3 separate regions of the Mus musculus genome follow, and regions 1 and 2 are each linked to region 3. The links are chromatin loops, found by intact Hi-C in ENCODE. Cell type or tissue: heart. All regions are shown on one strand. Links, peaks and the distances in the headings refer to the core of each region. The heading gives the core; the rest is flanking DNA. Region 1 holds the start of Smc3 (structural maintenance of chromosomes 3). Region 2 has its middle 21 kb from the start of Smc3. Region 3 overlaps Add3 (adducin 3 (gamma)).

Region 1 (10,616 bases), core at 1,383-9,382, 350 kb before region 3:
GTCACGCAGAGCAGCTGAGGCCATGGAAGGCCTCAGTTGCAATTGAGGGCCCAGGACTGAAGGGGTCATGCAGTGTTTCGGAGATGCCAGTACCATGAGATGACCACCAAGAGCAGCAGCAGTGGAGTACAGACATCTGGAGCCTAGAGGACAACGTGTGTGCTACAAAGGGCATGGCTGGAGAAGTGACCCAAGCCCTTGGAGGAGCCCAGAAGATCGTTGAGTTGGATCCCAGACATTGGATGGTTGGAGATTGATTTTTGTTTTTGATTGTGACTGTGCCCTGATATTTTCCCTCTTGAAGGAAGAAACTATTTTAGTGGAACCCACAGTTAATAGACTTTTAATTGTAAAAAGACTTTGAATTTTAAAAGAGGTGGATATTTTAAAGAGATTGAAATTTTAAAAATATGTAAAGACAGTGGGATGTTTAAAGTTATTTAGATCTTGGGGATGAATAAGAATGTAAGGGTTGAGGCTTACTAGTGATGTGTTTGTGTGTCAAGTTGACAAGGGGTCAACTATACTGGCTGGTTTTGTGTCAACTTGACACAGCTGGAGTTATCACAGAGAAAGCTTCAGTTGAGGAAATGCCTCCATGAGATCCAACTGTAAGGCATTTTCTCAAATAGTGATCAAGGGGGAAAGGCCCCTTGTGGGTGGGACCACCTCTGGGCTGGTAGTCATGGTACTATAAGAGCAGGCTGAGCAAGCCAGGGGAAGCAAGCCAGTAAGGTACGTCCCTCCATGGCCTCTGCATCAGCTCCTGCTTCCTGACCTGCTTGAGTTCCAGTCCTGACTTCCTTGGTGATGAACAGCAGTATGGAATTGTAAGCTGAATAAACCCTTTCCTCCCCAACTTGCTTCTTAGTCATGATGTTTGTGCAGGAATAGAAACCCTGACTAAGACAAAGAAATTGATCCTTTTGTTGTACTCTCTGCCAGAAATGCTACATAAGTAACTGTCATAGTATACTATTTTAGGGAACAATGATAAAAAAACTGTAGATTCACAAGGGTAGTTTTTCCTTGCTCTAATGTATCTTCAGTTTGTCTTTGTCAGATCTGAAGACTGGAGACAAGGACATACAGGGCAAACAATATTTGGGCAATCACAGAGGCAAAGATCAGCTCAAGAGGTATTTGCTTTCAAATCTTTTATTTTAGGCTCAAAATCATTAAACAAGTTGGGTTTTTTTTAGGTTTACTTATTTCATCTTCTGTGTATGTGTATCTTACCTGCATGTATGTATATGCATATCATGCATGTGTGTCTGGTGCCAGGAGGTCAGAAGCATTGATTGGATCCCCTCAAACAAGTTATGAATGGTTATGAACCACCATTGTGGGTGCTGGGAATCAAACTAGGTCCTCTGCAAGCGCTCTTAACTGCTGAGCTTCCTCCCCAGCCCATCACTATATATTTAAAAGACAACTTCACTGCCTAACTACTTCCCACTTTCTTCCCATTAATAACAACTTCCCATCTGTCTCACAGTGAACAGCACCAGGCAGGAAAAGTAGCATCAAGAAAGGAGCTTTATCTTAGTTAAAACATAGAAGAATTCTTACTTTCCTCTCAAAAGAAACTATGTTGCAAGCAAAGGGAAAGAACTACTGCTATCTGACTAAAACAAAAATACTTAACAGACCTCATAGACATGATTCTAGATAGCAATCACTATCTCCACAGATGACAACCACACAACTGAAATATTAAGGCATTTTTCAGCTTAGAAGTATAAGAAATATCATAAAACCTAGTTATTATTTCTTTTTCTCCATTTTTAGGATTTTCAGACTAGCAAACACCAGGAAGCTCCTATAATGAAATGCAGCAAAAGCCCAGTACAATGGAGATGCTTGTGCTGCGAGTTAGTCGGTTAGCACCCTCTGTAGCTCAAGCACAAGGAGAACAAACAGCAGGCTACTCTACTCTCACAAAGGGGGCAGCCCATGTACCAACAGCAGAAAGAGCCTAGCCTCCAACCGTCCTGCCACAGACTACATTCATCTTCAATTCCTCAACTCAAGAGTCCTCTCACTTTAGCCTCTTGAGTAGCTGGAACTAAGTAACCACTCCTGGATTTCCTTCGTTGTTTTCTTTCATATGTTATGTAAATAATGCCTTGTTCTCTAAAGGCCTTCTGTGAACACTGGCATTTTTTTCCCCTCGACTAAGTCTGCTCGCAGATCTCACCTATCCTGTACTGACAGTGCTAGATAAGGTCCCGATGAGGCCCCATCAGAATTCACTCCTGCTGGTACCAGAAACCCCAACCTCTATTCTCCAGGACCACCTAGCCCACTGTCTAGAGTACCTCATCTGGCTGGCCTAGCAAACTGCAACTAGGACACTGTAACAGTCAAACCACCAATGCCAGAACCTCTCAAGTCTAGCACTAACTTCATCCATCCTTCAAAATTCAGTGGCACGTGGTTTCCTCAGCAAAACGGAGACTTTAAACACCAAAAAAACCTTAACTAAGTACTGTTAATGGCAACAATCATGTGAGCTTTAATCTCAAATTTCCATATCCCTTCTCTTTACTCTTTCCAATGGCCTTCTGAGACAGGTAGTGTCTGTTCACGTCTCTCATAAAAACTCACACTCACAAAGAAATTGGCAAGGGAAAAAGACCACAATCTGCAAATAAGCCATCCTTCAAAGAAAGTAACAGTGATGGACTAAGAACAAAACAGGCGACACCCTCTCATGTAAAAGGTTCTGAAATGAAGACACATCATCAACATCCTACACACACACACACACACACACACACACACACACACACACACGCTAGGCAAACATTCCACTACTTAACTTACACCACTGGGCTCCAAAATGATTTATCCGTCTGAGTTACACAAAAATTTTATTTTTATAAAATAAGCAATTCATCGGTGCAGACACGAAACAGGTAATCCCATGGAGGAATATTAACATTCAAAGACAACTCCCGTCTCCCCTGGCCTGTCACGTCTATCGGTAGCAATTCTAAGTCTAACATGGTAAACCAAGAACACTTACTTACCGATGACATTATGTTTGGAGCTGAAGGGATCTACAATTGTTTGGTCTCGGTAACTTCGGAAGCCCTGGATGATCACCTATTAAAGAAGAGACAACCCTTGAGAACACAGAAAGCACTTCTAGGGCAACATTCTTTCCTTCTCCGTCTCTTGCTTCTCACGCAAGGCAAGACAGAAACGGTCCACTCGGCGGAGACCATTGCGATCGGGAGCAAGCAAGTTAAAGATTCGCTAAACCCCTTCCGACATGGCCTGCAACCCTTGCTGGTGCAGGGCTGCTCTGGGAGAAGCTCTCCAAACCCAGCGGCTTCGACCCCGAGCTCTGCACGACAGTAAAGGTCCAGACAGCAGGCAGGCGAGCGGGCGGGCGAGCGAGCTGGTCGCAGCTTGCCAGCCTGCGAGCCCAGTGAGAGGGCATCCTTCAGTCAAACCACTGGCCAGCCCCAATGAGTCCATTGAGAAAAAGAAATAAGATAATAAAAATTAAGTGAAAAGGGGATAGATAGGATCGCAACGCTCCGAGCCTGACCCGTCCAATAGAAAAACGTCGCCCAGCGCGTGTCCCGGGGGCTCGGCGCTCGCGCGCGGGAAGAGCATTTTGACAGAAGTAAACAACCGAGTGAGCAGGCGCGACGCGACCTGCTGCGAGGGTCCGCCCTGCTGGGGCAAAGCCTGAGGCAAGGCGGAGAGAGCCTGCAGCCCAGCCCGGGGCCTCGCGAAGGCGGTCCATGCACCGCCATGCCTGCCTGCAGAACGACGCGGCCTCCCAGCAGCTCGCAGCAGCCCGCGGCGCCCGAGGAAGCCGGGCCTCCGCCTGCAGCCCGCCGCGCCCGGTCCCGCTCGGCTCCGCTCGGCTCCACGCACCGCGCCCCGGGGGAAAGCGCCGACTGCAGCCCGGCGCTCGGCTCGTCAGGGCCCCGCTCCTCCCCGCCCCCCCAAGCCCAGGCCGGCCCTAACCCACCCGCGGCGCGCTCCGGGACACCCCGCCGCCTCTCACGGCCCTTACCTGCTTGATGTACATGGCTCCGCGCCCCTCGGCAGGGGGAAGGCGTCGCCTCAGCACCGCAGCAGCGCGGCCGCAGGCTCGGAAGACGAGCAAGACAGCCCCCTCCTCACAGCGCTCCGCTCGCTCCCGCTCGCTCCCCCTGTGGCCAAACAAAATGGCGGCGGCCGCGGAGGCGGGGCCCGCGCGTCGGGCGGAACCACGATGGAAGCGATGCGGATCGCAGGGGGAGTCTGGGCCGGTTCCACTCTGTCGCGTAGGAAAGGCCCCTCTCCCGCGGCCCTCTTAGACGGACCTGATCTGAGAAAAGGATTTTCTTATCCTCTTGTTTTGCTGAGAATCACTTGGGAGTCCGACTCGGAGGAGCCCCGCTCCAGAGGCCGGCAGGAACTACCTCCGGACGCACGGACTATGGTCGCGCCCGTGAGGGGCGGGGCCTGCTCGGCGCCAAAGCCTGGAGTGAGACGAGCGGAGCCAATCGCCGAGCGCGCCGGAGGTCACGTGGTCGCCGGGCCGCTTAAAAAGGACGTGGCCTGTCAGCCTAGCGCCCGACTTGAATGTAGGTCTCATTGTGACTGCCTGGGGTTCTGAGCTCAGAACCTCCGCGCTTCCATTATTCTCTTTATTAGCTCAGAGCGCCTCCTGCTGGTTCCGAGCCTCCTGACGGCTCTGAGAGAACTGGAGGACGCTAGGACATTTGAAGGGATTGATTTAGGGAGGTTGTCTTTAGTTTTCCAAGCCCCGATTTCACCTTGTAGCTAAGGATGACTTTAAACTCCTTATAGAAAGACCTGTACAATTGCCACAAATAAATTTCTTGAAATAGGTAAATTAAAAAAAAAAGAAAAAAGAAAAAAAAAAAAAAAAAGGAGCCGGGGTGGTGGTGCACGCCTTTAATCCCAGCACTCGGGAGGCAGAGGCAGGCGGATTTCTGAGTTCGAGGCCAGCCTGGTCTACAAAGTGAGTTCCAGGACAGCCAGGGCTACACAGAGAAACCCTGTCTCGAAAAGAAAGTAAGAGAGAGAAAGAAAAGAAATAGGTAGGTACTAGGGTCAGTCCCTAAATGTATAGGATTTTTTTTAGCCCTGGCTTTCCTAGAATTCGCTCTGTAGACCAGGCAGGCCTCAAACTCAGGATCTGCCTGCCTCTGCCTCCCCAGTGCTGGGATTAAAGGCTTATGCCATCACTGCCCGGCTAAATGTATACAATCAGTGTAGGGAGTAGAGTTCTGGGCAACTCTAAAATTGCCTACTGGGAAATAAACAAACAAACCTGGACGACCTAATAAGGTCCTGGTCACCATTCCTGCTTCCTGAGGCAGTTCTCACCCTCAACATGTCTACGAGGAAGGGCAAATCTTGTGCCCTACTGGGAATCCTTTATCTGAAACTCTGGCCAAATTCCACCCAAAGTTTGAGGGAAAAAAAAAAAAAAAAGAAAAAGTATTAAAAGAGAAAGAAAAGAAAGAAAGAAATTTAATTTAAAATTTCATTTTGGGAGTTAAGGACCTCTACCCCTGTCAGTTTGTGAGGGTTTGGGGTATATTATAAACAGAATTCTAAGCCTTCATTCAGTTCCTCAGGATGACGGCTGGGTTTGCAGTGCAGTTGGTAAAGCCCTAGTTTGTCATACAGGAGGTCTTAGACGCTTCCCCAGCACTGGGTAGCCTAGTGGCACACATCTGTGATCCCAGAACCCTGGGAAGGTGGATGCAAGATCAAAAGTTCAAATTCATCTACTGCTTAGTGGGTTTGAAGGAGACCCTATTTTTCAATAATAGTGAAGTCACCAGAACTTTTATGATGGTTTCCACTACAATGAGATTTTTACTTTCCTTCTTAGGCCTTTACACATTTTATGAACTTTATTCAGTTAGCTTGTATAATCATATAAATAGGGGAAAAAGGTTTTTTTTTTTAAATCTCTACAATATCAAATAAGTGATTTTAGACTATTGCCTTGTTTATATTTATTGTCTCTCTCCATGATAGTAAAATCTAAGAGATGAAGAATTTCATTTTGTTACTATTGCTCTCTTCAATTATTTTGCACAAAGTAACCAAATCTTATGAAGGGAAAATGCACAGAGGCCAAGTTCTTACCACAGTGCCTGGCTCTCCTGGCTTTTAACAGTTATCACAGATTACTAAGTATCAAGCGATATAAAATGAAAGTGAAATAGACGCCACAAAGAAATACTATTGAAGGGGGCTGGTGAGATGGCTCAATGGGTAAGAGCACCCGACTGCTTTTCCGAAGGTCAGAAGTTCAAATCCCAGCAACCACATGGTGGCTAACAACCACCCGTAATGAGATCCGATGCCCTCTTCTGGTGCCTGGTGCGTCTGAAGACAGCTACAGTGTACTTTACATATAATAAATAAATAAATAAATAAATAAATCTAAAAAAAAATACTATTGAAGCCGGGCGTGGTGGCGCAAGCCTTTAATCCTAGAACTCTGGAGGCAGAGGCAGGCAGATTTCTGAGTTCGAGGCCAGCCTGGTCTACAAAGTGAGTTCCAGGACAGCCAGGGCTACTGAGAAACCCTGTCTCAACACTCCCCCCCCCCACACCCCCCCCCCAAAAAAGAAAAGAAATACCATTGAGCAATAAAAAAGGATGCATTCTACAAACATGAATGAATTTCTTTTTTAAAATGCTAAGAGAAGGAAGCTGGCTACACAAGGGCTACAGAGCACATGACTGCATTCAACACCAGATAAGATGGTTGTAGGGTCTTTGAATCAAAAGGTTTAAGATAATTATACATGCCAGGCAGTGCTGGTGCATGCCTTTAACCCCAGCACTTGGGAGGCAGAGACAGGTGGATTTCTGAGTTTGAGGCCAGCCTGGTCTACAGAGTGAGTTCCAGGACAGCCAGGGCTGTACAGAGAAACCCTGTCTCGAAAAAACCTAAAAAATAAAATTAAAAAAAAAAAGAATTATACATAACATTGATAGCACTTCATAGTAGCTGAAAACTAAGGGTACAGGTAGTTTATATAGAAGGCACTCTCAGCCAGCAGAGTAATGGGGTCCAGGAGAATGAGACATTAAAGAGAGAAAAGCCAGGAACTTCAACCAAGGAGGTCCTCTGGGGTCAATCCTGGGGCACTCAGTGGAGATTGGGACAAGGTATATTGTCATATGGAAGCACAGGGCAACTTGGGAACGACCTTCAGGCCCTTGCCTTGCTTTTGAAGGTCAGCTGTGCTCGGCTGTGCAGCCTCCCTCTGCCTTAGAGAAAGAAAGAAGCAGAGAACTGAGTTGTATTGTTATAGCACAGAAAAGGTCAGCTTAGGAACTTTGAGAAGGTCATGAGACACTTGTCCCTCCGGAAGGGCGAGGCTAATTAACATTTCAACAACAGGACAGACCCTTTGCCCACCTACAGACAAGGGAAGTCCTTGTCACCTCATTCCCTAAAGACCAATCAGTTTAAAGGGTGCACTGTTCTGCCAATCATATTGTGCCTAGTTGCTGATGCTCTATTCTGCCCCTGGAAACCATATAAAAAAACTCGCTAAACAGGTCCTGGGGGCTGCCTCTCCTTTGGATCTGGGACAACCCCAGTGCACTGGAACAATAAATTCCTCTTGCTTTTTGCATCGATCCTGGCTCCACATGGTTCACTCAGGGGCTCCCCAGTAAGCTAAGGCTCCCTGGAGCACTTGAGGATGAAGTCTTCCAAATGTAAGGAGCTGTCTGCAGCTGGTTCTGCTAAGGACTTGGTTTGTAGGGGATGACTGGTTTTGTGTGTTTTCTTCTGTTTTACTTATGTAGCCAAGATAGCCTGGAACTTGCTGTGAAGCCCGGGTGTCCTGAAACTTGATCCTTTTGCCTCTAGGGCACTGGGATTACAGGTATGTCTCTCTCTCTCTCTCTCTCTCTCTCTCTCTCTCTCTCTCTCTCTCTCTGTGTCTTTGGGTGTGTGTGTCTTTGGGTGTGTGTGTCTCTCTGTCTTTCTCTCCCTCCCTCTGTGTGTGTGTGTTTGTTTCTCTCTCCCTCTCCCTCACCCTCTCCCCCCTCCTCTCTCTATGTCTCTCTCTCTTCACAATTTAGAAGATATTTATTTATGGTGCTTCCTTATTTGACAGCCACAACATGCCATGAGGCAGTGGGGAACATATTTAAACTTCTAAGTTTTTGTTATGTTTTGGGTTTTTTTAGGTTTGAATGTTTTTTATTTTTATTTATTCATTTTATACCCCGCTCATTGACCCCCACCAATCCTTCCCCCATTCAACCCTCCCATTCTCCTCTGAGTGGGTGGGGGCCCTCTGGATATCCCACACACACACACATACACACACACACCCTGGTACATCAAGTCTCTTCGAGGCTAGACACATCCTTTCCCACTGAGGCCAGATAAGGCACCCCAGCTAGAAGAACATATCCCACAAACAGGCAGCAGCTTTTGGGATAGCCCCCGCTCCATCTGCTACATATGTGCAGGAGGATGAAGAGGGAGGCAGGGGGTGGGGGTAGGAACTCCTCATGTGTCTCTTAGAAGACCAGTACCTCTCCCCCCTTTTAGTTCAACAAAAGGCTCTGTCTCTAACACCAATAAACTGTATATATAAGAAAAATTGTGAAAACTATCAGTTAAGAATCACATTCACAATGTTCAGTCCACATGCATTTGGCAACCTTGGAGAAAGTATTGTACTATCCTGCCTTGGTGAGTCCAAAGTTCTGTACCTAAGTCATTTTCTTAAATCCTAAACAACTTAAGCTTAATTGTGAGACTGTGACTATCTAGTCTTCAGCACCGTCAAAGACCTGTGAAGGATAAATATTCCCTGAATAAAAAAAAAAAAAAAAAAAAACAGTGAAGGTGCAGAGCAAGCAGATTCTGAAACTATAAAATGACAGAGGTTGAAGGCTATCAGGACAGATACCAGGATACTTCTGCAACATTGGAACATCCTTCTGGCCCACAATATCTGACAGACATTTTGTGAAGCAGCAATGATGAAGAACTGCCTATCTTGTCTTGGCAAAGCTTGGCAGTTGACTTCCTTCCTGCCCTGCGTGTCCATGGGCTGGGCAGCATGCTGTCAGCAATTGAGGCAAGGGAGGTTTCTTGCCCGATGGCAGCTTGCCACATTTCAAGCAACTCCATAAGGAGAGTTTTCAATGCTCATCATCTTCCTTGAAGTAGTGTGGTGGTACTGCCAGGAGCAGACATGTCTCTCTGTCAAAATAAAGAACATCTTTAAATGCCATAGTATGTAGATTGCTGAAGTTTTTGAGTCTATCTATCTATCTATCTATCTATCTATCATCTATGGTATATCTGAATAGGCAGGCAAGTGTTGCATGTTTTAAGATATTTGCTATCTGATTAACTTTGAAAACATTGACGGGAGACTAAATCATATTTCTATGATTAAACTAGTATGCAATGTTACGACAAGTTTGATTGATTACTAACTTGTATTTCTTGATAAATATAAACAGTTTGTAATTGCAGCCTTTAAAAGGACTGGAACTTCACATTGCATTTTTCAGTGAACTGTATAGGTACTATGAATTGAAACATAGTATATTATGTTGTAGCAAAATATAAACCTAAATCTGTATCAATATACAAAGTCCATACCAAATGTAAAAATTTGGTTTATTAATGCCCGTTAGTCTAAACATAGGTTCAATAATCTACCGCTTTATTCTACTATTCCTATGTCCCTCTTTTTCTTTTCATCCTTCCTCCCCCTCTTTCCTCCTGACACTAGATAAGAGAGAAAGAAGGATAGAGGAAAGAAAAAGAAAGGGAAAAAGAGATCCCTGAATCCAACCTCCCTTACTTGTTTCTTCCATGACCAAGACTATTAACAACTGTGGTCAACCCCCCTTAAACAACAACAAACATCCATCACCCATCAAACAACCAAAAACCATCCAGACCATCTCTTGGGAATGGGGTGTCATTCTCTAAAATTGCTTTCTGCTGTCTGGGGACAATGTCTCTTTTGAGGGCCTAAGAAAAGTGAGATACTGGCCAGTCTTAAGAAAGCTAGATGTAGGGCTGGAGAAATGGCTCAGCAGTTAAGAGCACCGACTGCTCTTCCAAAGGTCCTGAGTTCAAATCCCAGCAACCACATGGTGGCTCACAACCATCCGTAACAAAATCTGATGCCCTCTTCTGGAGTGTCTGAAGCTACAGTGTACTTACATATAATAAATAAATCTTAAAAAAAGAAAGAAAGAAAGAAAGAAAGAAGGCTAGAGGTAACATTTATTATCCAGTCTCTAATGTGAAAGTGTAGATGTGGGGTGTCTTAGTCAGGGTTTCTATTCCTTCACAAACATCATGACCAAGAAGCAAGTTGGGGTGCCAGGCATGGTGGCGCACGCCTTTAATCCCAGCACTCGGAGGCAGAGGCAGGCGGATTTCTGAGTTCGAGGCCAGCCTGGTCTACAAAGTGGGTTCCAGGACAGCCAGAACTATACAGAGAAACCCTGTCTCGAAAAACAAACAAACAAAAAAAAAGCTAGGGAGGACAGGGTTTATTCAGCTTACCCTTCCACACTGCTGTTCATCACCAAAGAAGTCAGGACTGGGACTCAAG
Region 2 (10,616 bases), core at 1,765-9,764, 330 kb before region 3:
TGTAATACCAAAATCCCTCTTTCCATAGTGTAGGGGTTGTAAGTAAGTCTGGGCCATCAGAGTGACGGCATGAAAGTGAGTGATATTTACCACAGGCACCCAAATAGTGGCTGTTCCCTCATCAGGATAGCCATTGTTGAATACCCGATCCAGCAGGCAGTCAGGAGACATTTCTCATTAAAGCAGTTAAGGCTGCCAATGGCCACATTCAAGGTGGTTTGCATCAGTCCTCATTTTTGCCAACCTGTGTATGTGGAAATATGTCCCATTAAAGAGACGGCCATTCTCTAGGAGAGTAAAGGGGAGTGAATCAAGGCAGTTAGAGGGGCCACATAAACCCCAATAGCTCCTGATGGAATCATACTGGAATCTAATGGGATCCCTGTTAACATAGGGAGTAATATGGGAAGCATGATGTGAGGTAAACCTCCACATGCCAAGTGTGAGGTTAGATGACAATATTGAGTAGACCATGGTGAATCTTTTTTTTTTTTAAGATTCATTTATTTATTATATGTAAGTACACTGTAGCTGTCTTCAGACAATCCAGAAGAGGGAGTCAGATCTTGTTACGGATGGTTGTGAGCCACCATGTGGTTGCTGGGATTTGAACTCTGAACCTTCGGAAGAGCAGTCGGGTGCTCTTACCCACTGAGCCATCTCACCAGCCCGACCATGGTGAATCTTAAACCTCATGCCGGCTGGCAGGATTCCCAAGGGGTAGGATGCCCCTGAAAATGGGCATTTCAGGGACCCTTGGACAGTGAGGCAGGGGTGGACGTGATACACTTGGGGATCCTTTGGGGGTTTGTAATCAGTAAGGGGACATGAAGTTCCCTGCTTAACATGGTGCCGTAGATTAGATTATCATGAAAGTCCCCCATGGTCATATTGTGTAGCTGGATCCAAGGACCAGAGAGGAGACATGGGTGGTGAAGCAGAGAATTTCCTCTGTGGGCCAGATGTCTTCTAATTGTCATGTAGTAGTGACTAAGTCCATGAAGGGTAAGCTCGAATTCATATTGGAAGAGAAAATAACAGGGTAGGCAGGGGAGTTAACTGCCTCAGGCAAGAGAATGTGGGGGCGGGGGCGTCCTGCTGTCTATTCTTCTTGGGTGAATTTGCTTCCTTTTGTTCTAGAGCTTTTAGGTGTGTTGTCAAGCTGCTAGTGTGTGCTCTCTTTAGTTTCTATTTGGAGGCACTCAGAGCTATGAGTTTTCCTCTTAGAAATGCTTTCATTGTGTCCCATAAGTTTGGGTATGTTGTGGCTTCATTTTCATTAAACTCTAAAAAGTCTTTAATTTCTTTCTTTATTCCTTCCTTGACCAAGGTATCATTGAGTAGAGTGTTGTTCAGTTTCCACGTGAATGTTGGCTTTCTATTATTTATGTTGTTGTTGATCAGCCTTAGTCCATGGTGATCTGATTGGATGCATGGGACAATTTCAACATTTTTCTATCTATTGAGGCCTGTTTTGTGGCCAATTATATAGTCAATTTTGGAGAAGGTACCATGAGGTGCTGAGAAGAAGGTATATCCTTGTGTTTTAGGATAAAATGTTCTGTAGATATCTGTTAAATCCATTTGTTTTATAACTTCTGTTAGTTTCACTGTGTCCCTGTTTAGTTTATGTTTCCACGATCTGTCCATTGATGAAAGTGGTGTGTTGAAGTCTCCCACTATTATTGTGTGAGGTGCAATGTGTGCTTTGAGCTTTACTAAAGTTTCTTTAATGAATGTGGCTGCCCTTGCATTTGGAGCATAGATATTCAGAATTGAGAGTTCCTCTTGGAAGATTTTATCTTTGATGAGTGTGAAGTGCCCCTCCTTGTCCTTTTTAATAACTTTGGGTTGGAAGTCAATTTTATTCGATATTAGAATGGCTACCCCAGCTTGTTTCTTCAGACCATTTGCTTGGAAAATTGTTTTCCAGCCTTTCACTTTGAGGTAGTGTCTGTCTTTTTCCCTGAGATGGGTTCCTGTAAGCAGCAGAATGTTGGATCCTGTTTGTGTAGCCAGTCTGTTAGTCTATGTCTTTTTATTGGGGAATTGAGTCCATTGATATTAAGAGATATTAAGGAAAAGTAATTGTTGCTTCCTATTATTTTTGTTGTTAGAATTGGCATTCTGTTCTTGTGACTGTCTTCTTTTAGGTTTGTTGAAAGATTACTTTCTTGCTTTCTCTAGGGCGTAGTTTCCGTCCTTGTATTTTTTTTTCTGTTATTATCTATTGAAGGGCTGGATTCGTGGAAAGATATTGGGTGAATTTGGTTTTGTCATGGAATACTTTGGTTTCTCCATCTATGGTAATTGAAAGTTTGTCTGGGTATAGTAGCCTGGCCTGGCATTTGTGTTCTCTTAGTGTCTATATAACATCTGTCCAGGTTCTTCTGGCTTTCATAGTCTCTGGTGAAAAGTCTGGTGTAATTCTGATAGGCCTGCCTTTATATGCTACTTGACCTTTTTTCCTTACTGCTTTTAATATTCTATCTTTATTTAGTGCATTTGTTGTTCTGATTATTATGTGTCAGGAGGAATTTCTTTTCTGGTCCAGTCTATTTGGAGTTCTGTAGGCTTCTTGTATGTTCATGGGCATGTCTTTCTTTAGGTTTGGGAAGTTTTCTTCTATAATTTTGTTGAAGATATTTGCTGGCCCTTTAAGTTGAAAATCTTCATTCTCATCTACTCCTATTATCTGTAGGTTTGGTCTTCTCATTGTGTCCTAGATTTCCTGGATGTTTTGACTTAGGGTATTTTTGCATTTTGTATTTTCTTTGATTGTTGTGCCGGTGTTCTCTATGGAATCTTCTGCACCTGAGATTCTCTCTTCCATCTCTTGTATTCTGTTGCTGATGCTCACATCTATGGTTCCAGATTTCTTTCCTAGGGTTTCTATCTCCAGCGTTGCCTCACTTTGGGTTTTCTTTATTGTGTCTACTTCCCTTTTTAGGTCTTGTATGGTTTTGTTCAACTCCATCACCTGTTTGGTTGTATTTTCCTGTTTTTCTTTAAGGACTTCTACCTGTTTAGCAGTGTTCTCCTGTATTTCCTTAAGTGAGTTATTAAGTACTTCTTGATGTCCTCTACCATCATCAAAAGATATGCTTTTAAATCCGGGTCTAGCCGTGCGTGGTGGCACACACCTTTAATCCCAGCACTCAGGAGGCAGAGGCAGGTAGATTTCTGAGTTCGAGGCCAGGCTGGTCTACAAAGTGAGTTCCAGGACAGCCAAGGCTATACAGAGAAACCCTGTCTCGAAAAACCAAAAAAAAAAAAAAAAAAAAAAAAAAAAATCCGGGTCTAGCTTTTCAGGTGTGTTGAGATATCCAGGACTGGCTGAGGTGGGAGTGCTGGGTTCTGATGATGGTGAGTGGTCTTCGTTTCTGTTAGTAAGATTCTTATGTTTGCCTTTAGCCATCTGGTAATCTCTGGAGATAGTTGTTATAGCTGTCTCTGGTTAGAGCTTGGTCCTCTCTTGATTCTGTTAGCCTCTATCAGCAGACCTGGGAGACTAGCTCTCTCCTGAGTTTCAGTGGTCTGAGCACTCTCTGCAGACAAGCTCTCCTCTTGCAGGGAAGGTGCACAGATATCTGGACCTGCCTCCTGGCAGAAGATGAAGACCCGAAACAGGGCCTGTCCCAGAAGCTGTGTAGCTTCTGTAGTCGACACTCTCACCTACACAGTCTAGTCTCTGAGAGATCCCGGACCAGCGATGACTTCCCCAGGTGCTCCAGCAAAGCCCTCCCTGGTAGGGCGGACACCTCTCCTCTGCCAGGGTCAGTGCCCGGATGTCTGGAGCCCAAAACGGGGTCTGGCCCAGAAGCTGTGTGGCTTCTGCCTGTCCCAGAAGCTGTTAGCTTCTGTAGTCCACACTCTCACCTGCACAGACCAGTCTCTGAGGGATCCGGGAACCAAGATGGCTCCCCCAGGTGCTCTGGCCACTGCTCACTTCTTATTTGAACAAAACAGAAACTGTTCTCACATACATCCCACCTTGCAGTGTCTCCTTGGAGTCCATTCTTCCTGGACTGGACAGTTTAAGCCAGTGTAAGAGTCGTTTACCCATTAAAGCCTCTGGCTGTTGGTATACACAATGCTCAGAAAAATCAGGCAAACACTATTTTAACTTGTGACTTTTCATTTAGTTATGAAATCAGAACACCAGAAAATGCAATTCTCTATATTAATTAAAAACATTGAGCAGACATGCACCAATGCAGACATTATTTTTCCTAGGGTTATGTTTTATTTTTTGTATATTTAGTTCTTTTGGTTTGTTTGTTTGTTTGTTTGTTTGTTTGTTTGAAACAGGGTTTCTCTGTGAAGGCCTGGATGGCCCAAAACTCACTCTGTAGACCAGGCTGTCCTGGGACTTGGCGATCCTCCTGCCTCTGCCTCCCAAGTCTAGGATTAAAGGCCTGGGTCATCACCACCCAGCTATGTTTGTTCTTGTTGGAGTGTACTTTTATCTCTTGAATCTTATTTTTGTTTTTTGCATGTTTTTGTTTCGATATCATGTGTGCATTAATTCATTTTGATTGTATAAATGAATTGCTTTGCACCCCCCACAAACAAACAAACCACCAAACAAAACACGGAGTTCCTCCTAGACTATCCGAAAAACATCATTCAGTTCACCTTATTTGTTTTGTTTGGTTGCTGGGATTTTTATTTTGTTCCAATATTGTTATTTTGTTTTGGGTTTTGGTTTTGTTTGTTTGTTTGTTTGTTTGTTTGTTTTAAGACAAGGCTCACTGTGTACAAACTCAGAAATTCACCTGCTTCTGCCTCTGTGCTAGAATTAAAGGTGTGCACCTGGCTGTGTGTTTTCTGAAACAGGCTCTCCCTAGGTAACCCAGACTAGCCTGGAACTTACTGTGTAGCTTCCAGCAAACCTCTTGCTTCCATGTCATAAATTCTGGGATTACAAAACCATTACACTCAACTTTTAACTGACTAGAATTTCATACTCAGTGAAGTCAGTAAGAAAACAACACAAAAGACAGGGACACAAGATGACATTTGTGGTCACCACCTGCTAGAAAGCAAATAGACTTAGGTGGTTCTTCGCATCATTTTCATCATTGCCACTAGAGGGCGCTTCAAAGCTACGAATCGGTGTGAGGAGCACAAAAATCAATCAGTGGCCATTATTTACTGAACATTCATGTCATCTGGTGCCGTACTAAGACTCAAGGCTTTATGGCTGGTAAGAGGGCTCAGTGGATAAAAGGTACTTAACACCAAGCCTGCTGGCCCACATGGACCTGTCCCTGCCAGAGTCATTATGCCTCCATGTGCAATCCCATGTATCTTTCCCCACCAAATAAATGAATAAAAGTACATACATAGATGCATACATACATACACATATGCATATATACATGCATGCATACACGCATACACGTGTAATACATACATGCATACACACATACATGTGTAATACATGCATGCATACACACATACATGTGTACATGCATGCATGCATATATACATTCAGACAGACAGACAGTGATAAAGACATTAAACCGTGACTGTGTACTTGTGGCTAAAATCCAAGATGGCAGTAGAAACTATGATGAATGTAAGTGAAAGACAGAACTTTGTACCATGTTGGTTGCCCAAAAATGGAAATGTAAACACTAAAAATAGTTAACATGGTAAATTTTGTGTTGCATCTACTTCATAACTTAAGAGACAGACACAGAGAGAGGGGGTGGGGGTGGGGAGATGAGTGACATCTTTGGTGTCCCATTCCAGAAGGCTGAAGTGGGCAGAACTCCTCCGTGGGCAGCTGAAGCTCACAGGTATGGAGACACGAGACAGCAGGGCACAGGTCATCATTTCAAAGGTGATCTGAGCTTTTACTTTCTATATATATCTCTATATCTCTGTATCTATATCTATATGCATGCATTTGTGTAACACTTTTATTACATTTTATTATTATGTGTGTAGATATGCATGTTCTATGACACTCATGGGGAGGTCAAAGGACAGGTTGCTTATGTAGAGGTCGGAGGGGTTGGCTTTCTTCCACCATGGAGTTTTGGGATTGAATTCAGATAGTCAGGTTTGGCAGCAAGAATACCTTCACTGGCTGAGCCATCTCCCTTACTCCCTTTCATGGGAGGTCACCACTACTAATCCTTTAATCACAGTACTCAGGAGACAAGACAGGCAAATCTATGTGAGTTCAAGGCTAGCCTCATCTTCATAGTGAAGATGCTATATAGCCATAGTGAGCCATGGCTATATAGTAAATCCCCCCATCTCAAAAAATTATAATCTCTCTGTCTGTCTGTCTGTCTGTCTGTCTGTCTGTCTGTCTGTCTCTGTCTCTCTCTGATGTGTGTATGTGTGTGCATGTGTGTGTGTGTGTGTGTGTGTGTGTGTGTGTGTGTGTGTGTGTGCATGTGTGCGTGTATACATATGCATCACAGCCTACATGTGGAAGTCACCTTCAGGAATTAGCCCAGCTCTGTCCCTCCACCAGACAGGTCCCAGCTTGTCAGGTTGATGGCAGTATATTTACCCACTAAGCAATCTCACTGGCCACTACAAGCCTTAGCCTATTACTCTGACCTAGGTTCTTAGCCTGTGGGAAATGTGGCAGCCTCCTTTCCATAACTTATCATCTTTGCACGCATACACTGAACATTTTCTGAGCTCCCCACTCTGTTCCAGGTACTTTGTAAGTCACTGTGGTCCAGCAGTGACGTAGACAGACACTTACAAAATACCTCTTGTTCAGCCTGGAGCGAGTATGAAAGTCCTAACAATTTTTTTTTTTTAATTTCACATTACCTAATCTTCAGTCATTCACCAGGAGGTCACTGGGAATGGCTGTCTGGAGAAGGCAAGGGGAAGAATAACTTCAGAAGCACAGAGTCCTAAGGTTGCCTTGACAACAAGATCAGAGAAAACAGTTAAGTCCAGTGGTGCCAGGGCCAGCTCTGAATCTCAGCTAATCTTCCACTCGGAGTCACCTTTGACTCTCACGGAACTTCAGTGAACCTTTGAAATCCAAAGAAGGAGGCCCACGCACTGAGAACTCAGCCTACAGCTCCCCTGGCTTTGTTCCAATTCTGCAGGAGCGCGGAAAGGCTCCCTCGAAAACCGCTGGAGACTGCAGAAGCTGTATGGGGTCAGGAGCCAGAGTTTGGTTTAAGAACCCAACAAAAAGCCAAAAAGTAGCTATGTGACTCTGGATTCTACAAGTGGGGTTCAACCTCAGTTTCCCCATTTGTAAAGTGGAAATAGAGTAGTACTTCAGAGGGTGTTATAAGGATGTAAATCGCAATACCTGGAGGGCAATAGCACAGTCAGTGATCACTTGAAAACGTAAGCTGAAGCCGGGCGTGGTGGTGCACGCCTTTAATCCCAGCACTCGGGAGGCAGAGGCAGGCGGATTTCTGAGTTCGATGCCAGCCTGGTCTACAAAGTGAGCTCCAGGACAGCCAGGGCTATACAGAGAAACCCTGTCTCAAAAAAACCAAAAAAAAAAAAAAGAAAGAAAACGTAAGCTGAAGGGGTGGGGGGAGGTTGGCGGTGGGGAGTGGGGGTGGGGGGGAGCACCCTTTCAGAGACAAAGGGGAGGGGGGAGAGGTGAAGGACTCTGGGAACGGGGACTGGGAAGGAGCCAACATTTGGAATGTAAATAAATAAAATAATCAAAAAAGAAAGGAGGGAGGGAGGGAGGGAGGGAGGGAGGGAGAGAGAGAGAGAGAGAGAGAGAGAGAGAGAGAGAGAGAGAGAGAGAGAACATAAGCTGAGCTGGAGCCCAGAGACCACCCAACTCCTTCATTCTTCAGCTGAGAGAGCAAAGACCCAGCAGCCAGGCAAGACTAAAGAGGCAGTGAGCGGTAGTTTTAGACAGACCAGTTTTAAATCTTGGCTCTACCCTTTGACTTCAGGAATTTTATCTAATCTACGAAATGTAGCAAGATTGTTGCCAGGCGTAAAGGAGAAATGTTACATTGGTCCTGGCACCTGGCACCGATGCCTGCTACGGAAGACTTGACCTTAAATGTTTCTTTGCTTCATTCTTTCTGGTTTCGTTTTCTTGTTTGGTTGGTTTGTTGTTGTTTGTTCGGTTTTTTTTTGTTGTTGTTGTTATTTTTGGTTGTGTTTGTTTGTTTGTTTGTTTGGGCCTCCGAGTCAAATTTGATCCTAACTTGATAACCTAGTCCCCACCCCCATCAGCAGCTGACCTAAGTGGATACATGCTGGGAACCTGGACATATCCCCTTGCTAGGATTTGGGACAGGGTCTTGCTCTGTATGTAGCTGACTGTCCTGGGGCTCACTGCAGTCTTCCAGTGTCACCCTCCACAGTGCTGGCAGCACTATGCCTGCCTTACGTGTTTGTTATTTTGTCTTGCAACCATGGCTTTGATTACTGAGAGTCTGCAGTAGATAAGTGTAATGGTAACATCCATCCGCCAATTGCTTCATGTTTTTGTGCACTAGGCTGTTATCACAGCTGCAGTTCACAAGACTCAACAAGACTATTGCTCTCTTGTTCCTCACAGTCCAGAAGGGGCTGAGGCTGTAGATTGATTTGGTAAAGGGCTAGCTTAGCATGGGTTCTGTTCTCAGCTCGGCAAAAGCAACCAAAAAAACAAAAAGGCACATGCCTGCAATCCCAACATTTGGGAGGTAGAGGCAAGAAGGTCGTAAGTTCAAGGTCACCCTCTGCTGTGTATGGAATCATCACCCCCCACTGCATGAGACCTCACTTCAACACAAAACAAGAGACAGGTCATGGCCACAGTACTCCAGAGCCAGGGGGGTTGAGGACAATCTGGTTAGCCAGCTCTTAAAAGTATAGAGTCTGGGACTGGGGTGAGAGTTAATAAAGGACTTACCATGCAAACATGAAGAACTCACATTTTAAGAAAATGCTGGGCAACATTTATAGTCCTAGCATTAGAGAGACAGAAAAGGGGAGATCCCGGGTTTACTGGTCAGCCAACCCAGCCTGCTAGTCAGCTCTACATCAATAAGAGACCCTGTCTCACAAAACAAGGTGTATAGCAGAGAGACAACATCCAGAGCCGACTGCTAGTCCACTTACCCACACACTCCCAAACAGGTGCACACACACATTTTATGTTGATAAAAATGCATGCGCGAGCTTGCATCACACACATATATGTATAGAGACAGGAGCCAGACAGCTGAGATTGCTGTAAGCCCTACTGGTTTGACATCTTGTACAATCCTTACCCGCCTTGTGCTCCCACACACAAGTCATTTGGTTTTGGGAAAGGACTTAGAATGGGTCCCGGCACATGGTAAGTTCTCTGTGCATGTTCGTTTGCTTGCTTAATTAATGAAAAACATGGCAGCTTTCAGATGGAAAGTGACTTCTGTGACCAGAAAATAGAGGACATGAGAAATTGGAGTGTAGTCCCTGTGTTCAGAGACCCATATTTCACTCAAAATATTCCCAGCAGCCACGCCCGGGAAGGACGGTGGAGGGCCTTTGTTGATTCTTAGTTTGCAAGTAAAGAAACTCAAGTCAGAGAGAAAAAGTGATTGGACAGGCTAGGAGGGCCAAATAATAACACTCAAATGTGTCCATATCCCGATCTCTATAAATATCTGACATTGCACGTCAGAGGGACATTTAAAGACTTTGAAGCAGGGAGACTCTTGGCTTCTCTGGGAATCCAAGGGCATCACAAGTTTCTTCTATGGGAAAGGGGAGACTGAGAACGTTGGAGGTTGGGGTGGTGTGTACCAAGAAGCCGAGGACTGTGTGTATGACCGGGACCTCTGCTTTCTCTGTGCTTCCTTCCCACTGCGTCCCTTTTGATCCGAGCCCTTACTTTCCTGCTCTTTGTCCCAGGCATCAAGCTTTTACTTTGAGCTTTGATAAAATGCCCGCTCCTCCCCCCATGCCTTTGAAACAGGTCAGAGAGCCTTGCAGAAGCCAGGGTGTAATCAGAAAGCCAGTGGGAAGCTTTGGCAAGAACTCATCTTTGGGCAAGATGCACCCCCAAAGCTGGTTAGGGTCGAGGAATGATGCCTACAGTAGAGAAGGATGGGAGGGGAGTGGGGGGAGGGTCCTCGGGAGAGAAGACCTAGTGAGTGAGATGGGGAACTGGCAGAAACGACTACTGTGTGCAGAACTAGCCTGGGCAAAGAGGCCTGTTAAGGTTGATTTTGAGGGAACTGGTTCCAATTTTGGACGCCCCAAATCTATGAAAGCTCAAGTCTCATATAAAATGGAATACTGTTTGCTTTACAACTACCTCATCCTCAAATCTCATTATTTATGACAATCAACGTCATAAATGTGACATTATGGCTGTCTTTTTATGTTGTTTGGGGCATGTTCAGCAGACACAGGTGGCTTCTTGTTTGTTTGTTTGTTTGTTTGTTTATGTTTTTGTTTTTAAGTTGGGGTCTTGCTATGTAGCTTTGGCTCGTCTAGAATTTGTTATGTAGACTAAGCTGCCCTCTCTGATTAATCATGACCACTTGCCTCAATAGTGGACTTTCAGGAGTGTGTCACCATGCCCCTCTCAGACACAAGTTATTGTTGTTGCTTGAGAAGGATCTCTGTGTAGTCCTGGCTGTCCTGGAACTTGCTATGTAGACCAGGCT
Region 3 (10,616 bases), core at 1,507-9,506:
AAAGGCAGTGGTATACCTAGCTGTCTGGTAACACAGGCCTGTGATCACACCACCTTGGAAATGGAGGAAGATCTGGAGGTTAAGGTTGTTCTCAGCTGTGGATCTTAGGCTACTCTGGGTTCTACAACACTCAAACCCAAAACCAAAACAGGAGGAGGAGGAGGAGGGGAAGGGGGACCAGCAAGCAGATAGCAGGAGGACGGAGGGAGAGGCAGCCAGCCGCATCAGCAGTCAGCCCGGGACTGATGGGGACCTGCCTTTCTGTTCCTTTTCCAGACTGCCATCAGTCTGCATTAGCTGGTCACCAGAGCATCTCCAGGATGGAAACCAAACAGAGGCATATGAGCCTGTTCATAAGACTTCTTTTAAAGAAATGTTATTTTAATTATAATTGTGAAAATGTCTTTGGCTTATCTACATGCTATTAACATATGAGCAAGGTGAACCGTGCTTATAGGATGTGAGTGATGAAAAGACAGCCTATTCTTGGCCAAGCCTAGCTGAGTCTTTGTCTGGAGCTGAAGTCACAGGTGCTGACTGAGGACAGGTAACTATGGCCCATAAGTACTGCTCAAGTTTAGCAAAGTCTTACTTTAAATTCTTATTTTTTGGGTGGCTACTTTATTATAACAACTTTAATAAAAAGAACTTGCAAATAAAAACCATCACACGGTGAAGGTAATCAGACCCAAAGTCTATACACACCAGTGAACTGCTATCTTGTTAGAGTTTACTTACATCTTTGCTTTTGAGCCAGGACTTCACCTGCCTAGGCTGGACTTGAACTTGACATCCTCTTGATTCAGTATCAGAGGGCGACCCATTGGTAGAACTGGACATGCTCAGCAGGGAATGTTACTTTGGTGAATGCAAACGTCTTCCTCCAGTGGGGCCAGGTGGACAAGGTACCTGGAAGGCTGGGGCAGATGCAAGCCTGTGGCGGTGACAGGGGGTCCTCCTTGCCAGTGGTGGCTCAGCCACTGTCTGTACACCTGCTCATGCAGCAGGGTGGGGGAGGGAATGAGAGATTCTTGCTTGGGCAAGTGTGGCAACACAAGTCAGAGGCCTCTGACTTAGTGGCCGAAGCTGTGACATAGGCAGGTTAAGAAGGACAAGCCAGAAGAACCAAGGCTCCCTCGTGGGCATAACTGGAAGCCCTGACCATACTCTGATCTTGGCCCAGCAGTGCTCCCGAGGTGCACTGTAGGGTGCTCGATGGGAAGTGACCTCCAGACACTCAGAAGAGAAGAGCATCTATCTCCACAGCTCTGGGTAGCGCTTGCCCTTTGCCCAGTCTTTCTTCTTGCTCTAGGCAGGTTCTGGCGTAACACCTCCTGCAGTCCAGCACCCCCTTACCACACAGGCCACTTCCTGCCAAAACCCAACCAGGCCTTTTCTGCCTCTCGAGTACTCGGCCACCTACTTGTTCATCTGGCTGTGGTTTCCAGGACCAGCTCCTGCGGATGGAGAAACCGAGGCACCTAGCTTCTCTTTACAGCACTCACACAAAGTCAAGTTAGCACCCAGCCAGGCCAGACTTTGCCTGGCCTCTGAACAGTGCCTGGTCTCTGGCTTGTCAGTGGTACAGGGTTCTCATGGGCCATTTTACTTAAGTCTGAGTTCCTGTCTTAACTTCTAGGTGCACCCCGGTCCCTTAGGCCCGAGGTCCTTCCTTGATTCTGATATCAGCCTGCAGAAAAGCAAGAAAGTGCTGTTCCTGAAGCTTCCTTTGGCTCCTGCTGCTGCAGCCCCTGTGCTCTTGTGAAGACGGTGACAGGGACTAGCGCATCCCTAACACAGAGCACTTTACCAGATGCTGCTGTGGTTGCCCTCTGAGGTTCCAGATCTCACTTGTTGGCCTGAACTTGTGAGTGGCTCTTTCACCTCAGGCCAGCCTCATACCTGACCTGCTCAGTGAGTGGGAACAATTCCAGAATTGCCCCACCCAGTCTGCCCAGCTCTGCAGTTAGTTGAGCCATGCTTGCTCTTTAGCAAGTCTATGTGCATATACTCTCTTGCTCAATAGTAACCTAAAGGTCAGACGCAGCCAAAATACTTTTATGTACACAATCCCAAGACTCAATCCTAAGTTATTTAAGAAACATTTTAAACAAAGCCCCTATCATACTTTATGTGTGTGTGTGTGTGCGCGCACGTGCACATTTGAGTGTGCGCACACACATACAAATATGCATTTTTTAATTAAAAAATGATGGGATACGGTCTCACAATGTATATATTTTAAACTAAGTAGAGAAACCTAAAAAGCAGAGAAAGCCAGAGCAAAGGAGCCCGACCCCGCCCTTTCCCCTTGAGATCAGGAAGTTATATTTGGGATACATCCTTGGGTTTCTTTTCCTCAAATGGGCTTTCTTTCAATTAAAACACCTGAAGCCAACACTTTCAATAGCAAGCAGGTAGGAAGGAATGTCTGACCTTGTTAGTCCAGTAAATGACTTTGGAAGTTTTGCCTGTGCCGGCAACAAGTTGGCTGTATCTACATGTCTGTCATAAAACGGAGGCCATCGACTCTGGAGTCAATGACTGTCACGCCAGTCCCCACTGCACTCCACCCCTTAGCATTACCCAACAGGAACAGGCCAGTGACAGCGCAGTACTTCCTTGACCCCAGCTTGGTGGGGGCCTTGGCAGTGACAGCTCAAGGGAGGGGTTGCTTTGGATGCTGTCTGTAAAGAGAGGGTCCCTCCTTCTGAGGGTGGCGGCCTGGCCGGCAATCCCTGGAGAGGCCCTAGCACTACCTGGACTCCAGGGCTGGGCTGCACTGCTAACCTTTTTTTTTTTTTAATTGAAAATAAATTTTGTCACACAATATATTTAGATTATGGCTTTTTTTTCTCTTCCAATTTCTTCAGGACCCTCCCTCCCTTCTTACCAACCCAACTTTGTTCTTCCTCTCTCTTCAAAAACAAAACAAAAACAAGCAAAAAACAACACACACACACCAAGAAAACCAGAAATCAAAATAGCAAGCAAGAGAGACCAATAAGACAAAAATGTCCAAAGCCAACAGGACTGATGCACAGATGGACCGACAGAGACTGAGCCAGTGTGTAAAGCCTGCACAGGTTAGAGCCGGATGGGGTCCCAGTATCAGCAAGGGGAAGTGGCATGGGCTCCCACCCCTAACCTCAGTTTCCTACAATGTAGGAACTTTTCTGCAGTGTTGGGCAGTGCACATTCTAGGTACAGGCCCTATCACTGAGCTACATACATATCCAGTGTGGCCCCCTCTCAGACTGGACTTAATTTTCGGGTCCTTTTTGCCTCAGTCTTCTGAGTGCTGAAATGAAATTACAGATGGGCACACCAAGCTGGGCTTACTGGCTTTCTGAGGAGCCGGGTCTAACAATGAAGCAAAGCAGTGTCCATACATCCTGTCACTTGATAATGCTTGTCATACAATCTGTTGACCCTCAGTTGCCATTTCAAAATCACATTAAAAAAAAAAATCTTAGAATTTCTCAGAAACTCAACCCCCTTCAGTGCACACCCCAATTCAATGAGCAAACCCATACTACTTCCTTTGAGGCAAGACACGCAGCAGGAGACTTGCCTAATGGCAGGCTTCACAGGAGACTGAAAACAAGGGATTTCCAGGCCCTCAGAATCAAGCTCAAGGTTGGCTGTAGAGAAGGGCAAAACCCTAAAGTGTGTAACAGTAAAACCTAGAAGCAAAAACTGGATAATTTCAATAGCCTTCAGCATAGGCTCTGTGTCAAGCCTTCCCAACAGAAACTCTACAGGTCTCAAAAAGAACTGCAGACTAGATCTCTCTTGTCTGTCTGTCTCTTCCTGCTAGGCACTAGGAATATCAAAATGTGCATTTGTAATTTAAATCGGAAGTGACTTTAAGCTCCCCATGGAAAGACAACAGCGCCATGGTTAGCTGGAGAGAATACTGAATATTTAAACAATTCAAGGAGAATCTAATGCTTTAAATCATGTTCAAGTTTCCCTTTTTTACTAGGTTTTAAAATTTTATTTTTTATGTAGATGAATGTTTTGCCTGAATGTATGTCTGTGCACCACATTGCCTGGAGCCTTGGAGGTCCGTAAGAGGGCACTGGTCTCCTAGAGTTGTAGCTGAAACCATGGAACCCAGGCCTCTGGTGCTCCAAACCACAGAGCCACCTCTTCAGCCCCCAGTTAGCGTAAATGTTGAGAACACAGTGAGTGATAAATCACACTCCAGCTTGGTTTTGCAGTTCATGCTCTGTACCCAACCATTCCTATTTCCAGTGTTTGCAGAGACATCAGCGTTTATCCAGTCCCGAGTTATGTGCCTTGGGTCCCAAGGGAGCTCACATTATGGTAGGAAAGCAAGCGGCACAAATGTGGAAGACCCCTGCTTGGATCCTGACTTGGCGCCCTTTGTGTTCTTTCAGGTAAGTCCAATCTCTCTGAAGAACCGAGAACTGGCTCTAAGGCCCACAGTCGTAATCAGGTATCTGTAAACTCTCCTCAACTTCAGACTGCATCTACCGATGCACACTCACCCTGTTCCAAGTCGAGAATTAAAATAATAATTAAAGGCAATTCCCTCCACTAACTGTGGACTCAGGACTGCCTCCTTACAGCCGTTTCCTGCAACGAACTCCTTTGACAACCAAGTTTACCACTTTCTTCTACTAACAACCCGTCCAAATGTAACCTTTCCCCACTGCAGCATGTGATTAGATATTCTCCCTAGGAAAGGTCACCTCAATATTCACTTTAGTAAGTATCTCCCTTCACCGTGAAATCTACATTTATGTCTAGACCAAGCCAAGTCTGCAGGTTTTAAAACTGCCTTTGAATGTCTCCTCTGATTCCCCCAGAAGGACAGGGGTGTTCCTGGGCCCAGAGCGCCTCTGCAGCGGATACAGGCATCTTGCTCTGCTGGCGTGAAGATCCAAGAGCTGATGCTCCAGGCAGACACCACCAGGGCACATCTCTACTTCCACAGATTCTTCATTCTGATGTGACATGGAGGAAGAAAATGTCTTTCATATCAAAAGCCAGTGTTTTATCTAAATAAACTTAGCTGTCAGTTCAATGTGGCTGGACTTGGCTTTTTTTCTAAAAACAAAATAGAACAGAACAAAACAAAACATCTAACTGGAGCCACATGAAGGGAAGCACAAAGCACGGCAAATTCTGGGTCTCTGAATCCATGGTCAAAACGCAGGACTTCCGGTGTTTCTTCTACAAACCTGGGTTTTATCATCTACAAAGGGATGCAAAGATTATGCATACCATGGTCTTTGGTGTAAAGAGTCATAAAAGGGACAGGCATTATCAAGCACTTCCTTGGGGAAAAGAAGGAAGATTACGTTGTCACAGCACGAGCCTGTGGGCATCTCTTGTTCTTGCTACCATCTAGGTAACTCCAGAGGCACCACAAGTGCTGTGGGTGATACTGTCCTGGTGAACTAGGAACTGCTAAAACGACACAGCCGAGGAACAGGCTCGTGAGAATAAGCAACAAAAGAATCGTCCTCCCAAGTTCCTCACAACAAACATGGTCTCTAGGGTCTAAGGAAAAGTACAAGAACTGGACGCGGGATTGTTAGGTTAGTCACACCCCCTAGTGGCCACAAAGAAAACTGCTTTGTAAAATGTCAGTCCGGCCAAGATCATTTGCATACAAGCTTAGTATCTGAGTTTAAAAAATAGTTAAGCTAAGCTACACGCAGATGAGAACACGGGTAATGGTCTGGGCTGCTTTTGGAAAGCAGGCTTTTGGTCTGAAATACTGTTTTTCACCACTGAGCTATTTACAAGCTGAGAAAACAAGTCATTATGCCCAAGACTATCAACCTCATCTCTCAAGTCCTTTGTTTTTGTAATAGGTGATCATAGTAAAGCTCTGATCAACTACACACTCCAGTTATTATTACGTCTTCCTCTTGCACTCATTTTCTAGGACAAAGTAGAAAAAAAATCAAAATAAATTATTCATGTGAGGGACCTGGTTGAAAACCTCTGAGGGTGTGGTTCTCTCAGAGCTGGGGCCTCACAGGGCTGGGGCCTCACAGAGCTGGGGCCTAAGCTCCTAAGCCTCCATGCCTCCACCTCCTAGTGCTGAGACTACAGGTGTCTCTAGGGTGCATTCTTTTAAGTAGGAAAAACCAGGACACAAATGATATTCATGTTATGATGGCTGATATACAGGGAATACAAATGTCAGGAACTAGAGGGGAATGAAAAAAAAATCAAACCTTAACGGAGAGAGACGTGTGAGCTCTCTCTCTTCTGCTCTTTCCCTACACTGTTGTCTGTGGGATTTAGTGTCTGATCTTAGTACACAACTTATATCTTCCATTCCATCAGCATCCTTAGGCCACCATACCTAACTAAGACAAAAGAGTTATACACACACAACGCATGCATATACATGTAACTCATGATGCATATAGGAATATAAAAGTATTTTAAGACACAGTTTACTATTGTAGCCTTGGCTGTTCTGGAACTCACAGAGTTCCACCTGCCTCTGCTTCCAGGGTACTGGGATTAAAGACATGTGCCACTAAGCCCACATATATATATGAACTTTTAACTAAATTGAAAACAAGCTTATCAAGACTCCTTAGCTCAGAGGACAATTTTATCACTTCACTGTTCCACATTAAAGTTTGGCAGATCACAAAGTCTAACCTAGGAAACCACTCCTGAATGGAAACCCCATTATACCAAATGCATATATTTAAAATACCGTTTATTGTGATTTAACATTAATTAGCATAACATCTAAGAGCAATATCAGATAACTTTTATACATTTTCCACAGGACACTGAGTTCACTGGCTCATTCATTATGTCAAAGCAAGTAAAGAGAAGCGTTAGCGAAAGGTGCAATAGTTTACTGTTGTGTTTAAAAAATATTTATGCACATTGCATTCATTTAGATATATATATTCTTTAAAAGTTATGGAAAAGGAGAGTTCACAGGTAACTGTGTCTCCACACGTTGTAGCACAACACAGATGATGTAGGACATAAAACAATCCTCAGATGCACAATTCAGCAACTCAAAGTTTCCACTACGAGATTAACAGGCTCCAGTAGTTAGTGAGGTCTAAGAGGACCAGCATCAATCACAGGGTCAGACAGAGCCAGCCCAGAGAGCACTGCGGCCAACGTCACGTCACGTTTGCGTGCCAAGTCACCCGCAGGGCGCTTTACTTCCACTCGTGGAGTATTGGGGTCATCCATTTACATTGATCTGCGACATTACTTGGGGAAATGGAGAAAACTATATTAAATCTAGGCTTAAATTTGTATTTACAGTAGAAAGGAAGTTAAAAGAAAATTTAAGTTTATAAAAATCAAGATTAAGTTTGCAAAAATCAAGACGTGGTAGTTTTCTCGCTGGTGGGATTAGACCTGCTGATTTATTCTAGTGCCGTCTTCTAAAAGGATGTACACTTTAACTCTTTTAAAATTCAAATGTCAACCAAGACATTGATTTTGGCAGGAAACAGGATTTTAGAAACTTGGGCCTTATTTTCAGCAAGTCGATCTCCATGTTCTTTCTTCTGTGGACACAGGACTCAGTCCTGTCCTGTCTCTTACTCTTCCCTTCCCCTCAGCCTCTTCATCCATCAGCAATACTAAGAGAAAAATACATTATATGGTTCAAATACGACTCGAGGCCTTGATATGCCCTTGGGTGCCACGCCCCTGGACTCCTGGATGGCACTCGGGCAGGCTTTACCCCTGACTGATTGGCTAACATGCACATGACACCTTATACTGAAGGTATACAAACGTTTTAACATACAAAAATTGTTTTTTTGCAAGAGTTAAACTAAATAACTCATATTATGTGTACAAAATCCCCTCTATGAAAAATAAGGGGTTTTCTAAACTAATAAAAAAGGAAGTTCTTCAAAAATTATAGTTTATTAAAATGACTTTTTGGCAAACAGTTACTTCAGGTAGGGGAATTTCATACTATGAGTAAAAACCCAGACAAATCTTTTCTTAAAACATTTTTTAAAAAATGATGTGCCAATGTATACTAATGCTCTAGAGTCTTGTAGAAGCTTTTAAAACATCCCATTAATGCCCATGGAAACAGTGGGGACCCAAAGATACAGTCAATAACCACGATGATAAACTCAAGGTCTGATTAGTGACAAGTAAGCATTGTCTCGTGCTCACTGGCAGCTCCTTCCCAGCACATGTGCTGCAGAGGCCTAGGCACCAGGCAGCAGCTGCTAAGGAGCAACAGTAACAACGCTCTGCCAGGGACGGCAGAGTCGGCCAAGCCAGCCACTGCTGAAAAGCTCGGCCGTTTTCGGACATATAAAAAGAGATGAATTTGAAAGTTTTCAATAATATTTTTCTTTTAGTAAAACCTCTTTCCAGTTTTTTAAAGTCCAGTTTGCTACATACTCCCAATCTGATCTACCACAGTATATTAACGATTAACTAAAATATGGTATTTAAGTGTGCAATGCCACAATGTAATATACAAATTACAAAAGGACTACTTAGGCCTCAACTTTCTCCTTTTTTTTGTTCTTTTTGAGAAAAGAAGGCGTGCGGAATTTCTTCTTTTTCTTGGAGGGCGACTTTGAAGGTGAGCCATCAGGCGACAGGACCTCTTCAGTTCTTTCTGGGGACTTAATGGTGATCTCGATGTTCTCTATGGTCGTGCTTGTGGTCAGCCTACTGACTCGCTGAGCAAGCTCGTCTTCGACATCATGCATCTCGTCCTTGCCGTTCATGATCATGACAGGCGCGTCCATGGAGGTGAAGCTCTTGGAAAACAGCTCGTGGTTTTCTACGAAAGGAGAGGTTGGGGGTGGGGGTGGGGGGGGGGGAGATTATTTACTCAGTCAACGTTTCTGTTTCATTTGCAAACCTGAGAAGTTTTAGCAATGTCTTGAGCCATGCATTGCTTTAATTTTAATGAGGATGGATTATTATTTTAATAACATGTATCTATTAGCATGAAGCTAATTTTCTTCAATGATACAAAGGGGAGAAGGCAAGTGTTAAACAGGGTCACAAACTGTACTGGTGGTCCGCCTTTCCATGGCAAATCAAGTCATTATAAGCTAGGATGACGACAGATATGTTTTTCTTTAATTTGAGGGTCATTTGACATTTAAAACTGTACAGAACTTCATGCTACTTATTAGAAGGTACACGAGGGCAAGTCATTTTTAATTCCACAAATTCATAAAACTATAGGTTGACCCAAGCCAGGCGAGTGAATTCACAGCGAGTGAATGTAAATTGCAGTGAGTCAGATTTGCCCCATCCCTATGTGTGGGGCACTGACAGAGGGACTGTGAGCAAGTGTCCGATCCCGTCCACGGGACAAACGACAGGGCTTACGAGGGGGCGGCTGTGGGAGTCACAGTGAGTACCTTCTAATCTCTCAGGGACACTCTGCGGTGACTGAGTTTGAGACTGAATTTGTGAAACAGATGCAGCGTCGTCTGAGAGTGACCCCTGCTCAGCGTCTGTTGAACAAGATGCTCAGTTAAAAGCCATGCAAACAAAACAAGGAAGCTTACGGTTTCAGAGAGGTTAGTGCGTACATCCAGTGCCTGCTTGCAAGCTCGTCAGCTGAGAACTGAGCATGCTTACCGCCATCCCACATGTCAGCCACTAGGATTCTGAGGAGGTTGATGTGTTAAACTTCTGGCCATGAACAGTAACTTGCACACTGAGTTAAAAAAAGCATGGGTATTGGCAGCCCAGACAGAGACTGAATGCGTTTAGCCTTTGCTAGTATAGGAAACCAAAATACAGCCAGATGAAAAAACTGACTGACGAAGCCTCAGCAGCCTTGCTACAGGAACGAGGCAGAGGTTCCACTGAGTCCTAGCAATTTCCGGTTAGTGATTCCGGTTAGAGCAGTATTAGTGAGCTTATGCACAGACGTAAAAGGAACTATTTACAAAGTGTATGCGAAAGGTGACATCCAGAGTATGGTATTTGTTACCTGGCATTGTCAGGCTTTCAAAAGTAAGAGATTGAATAAGGACATTTTATAAAGTATGAAAGATGTTTTCTTCCATCTTATGTTAGAACAAACAAGGTAAATATGCCACTTAGAACTATTTTCTGTAAGTGCATTAATGAGTAGGGTAACTTGATTTTGTGCTAAAGACACAAAAATAAAAAGACACTAATAAAAGTGGTATCTTGGATGGCCCAGCTGTCATTAGCCTTTAGCTCTCAGGTAATTCCGTGGTATCTAACACAGACACAGTAATTCTTTCATTACTGACCGTTTCCCTTGGGTAGAAATGCTAGCTGTAGCTAAATGCGGATGCGCCAACGCAGAGGCTCCTACTGGATCAGGGACTTCTAATCGTCTCCCTTGAATCCTTCTTGCCCAGACAGTTTTACACACAGTTCACTGTGTTTCAGGTGGCTTAACACCTCAGCCCCAGTGCCCCGCTAAGGCCAATCCTTAATTCTGGAGCAAACTAGAGCTAGGACTCAAGTCCTAATGCCTCTTCCTAACAATCTATGATTATGATTATGATTATTGTTATTTATTATTATTATTATTGACAAGATCTCCCACTTAGCCTAGGCTACTCTTCAAAAAATCCTCCTGGCTCAGCCTGGGGTGCCGGGATCAC

What was found. Peaks named below come from ENCODE experiments on the same cell type or tissue, not always from the same donor. Only the 100,000 strongest peaks of a DNase experiment are listed, where the experiment ranks them.
Region 1: a loop joins it to region 3, with 2.4 times the contacts of the local background. A loop is called at or near these places in 2 of 42 quality-filtered maps.
Region 2: it touches region 3 in a loop (4-fold over the local background); 3 of 42 quality-filtered maps call a loop at or near these places.

The regions. Positions count from the first base shown.
Region 1 is chr19:53,593,978-53,604,593 of GRCm38, reverse strand. It overlaps Smc3 (structural maintenance of chromosomes 3), which reads right to left and starts at 4,198. Exons shown (of 29, transcript NM_007790.3): 1 at 4,040-4,198; 2 at 3,036-3,111. The coding sequence starts at 4,054. In heart, for the core only: a CTCF peak has its summit at 4,687 (motif pointing left); DNase peaks (open chromatin) are centred at 3,663 and 4,523; H3K4me3 peaks cover 3,019 bases; H3K27ac peaks cover 1,746 bases.
Region 2 is chr19:53,573,597-53,584,212 of GRCm38, reverse strand. No RefSeq gene overlaps it. Among named protein-coding and RNA genes, the nearest start is that of Smc3, 21 kb to the left of the region's middle. In heart, for the core only: a CTCF peak has its summit at 5,095 (motif pointing right); no DNase peak of the experiment used is centred there; H3K27ac peaks cover 936 bases.
Region 3 is chr19:53,243,176-53,253,791 of GRCm38, reverse strand. It overlaps Add3 (adducin 3 (gamma)), which reads right to left. Exons shown (of 15, transcript NM_001277100.1): 14 at 9,387-9,482; 15 at 6,466-8,794. The coding sequence ends at 8,502. 1700001K23Rik (RIKEN cDNA 1700001K23 gene) reads left to right here. Exons shown (of 3, transcript NR_036590.1): 2 at 4,261-4,406; 3 at 4,839-5,056. Among named protein-coding and RNA genes, the nearest start is that of 1700001K23Rik, 6.7 kb to the left of the region's middle. In heart, for the core only: a CTCF peak has its summit at 5,591 (motif pointing left); a DNase peak (open chromatin) is centred at 5,441; H3K27ac peaks cover 420 bases.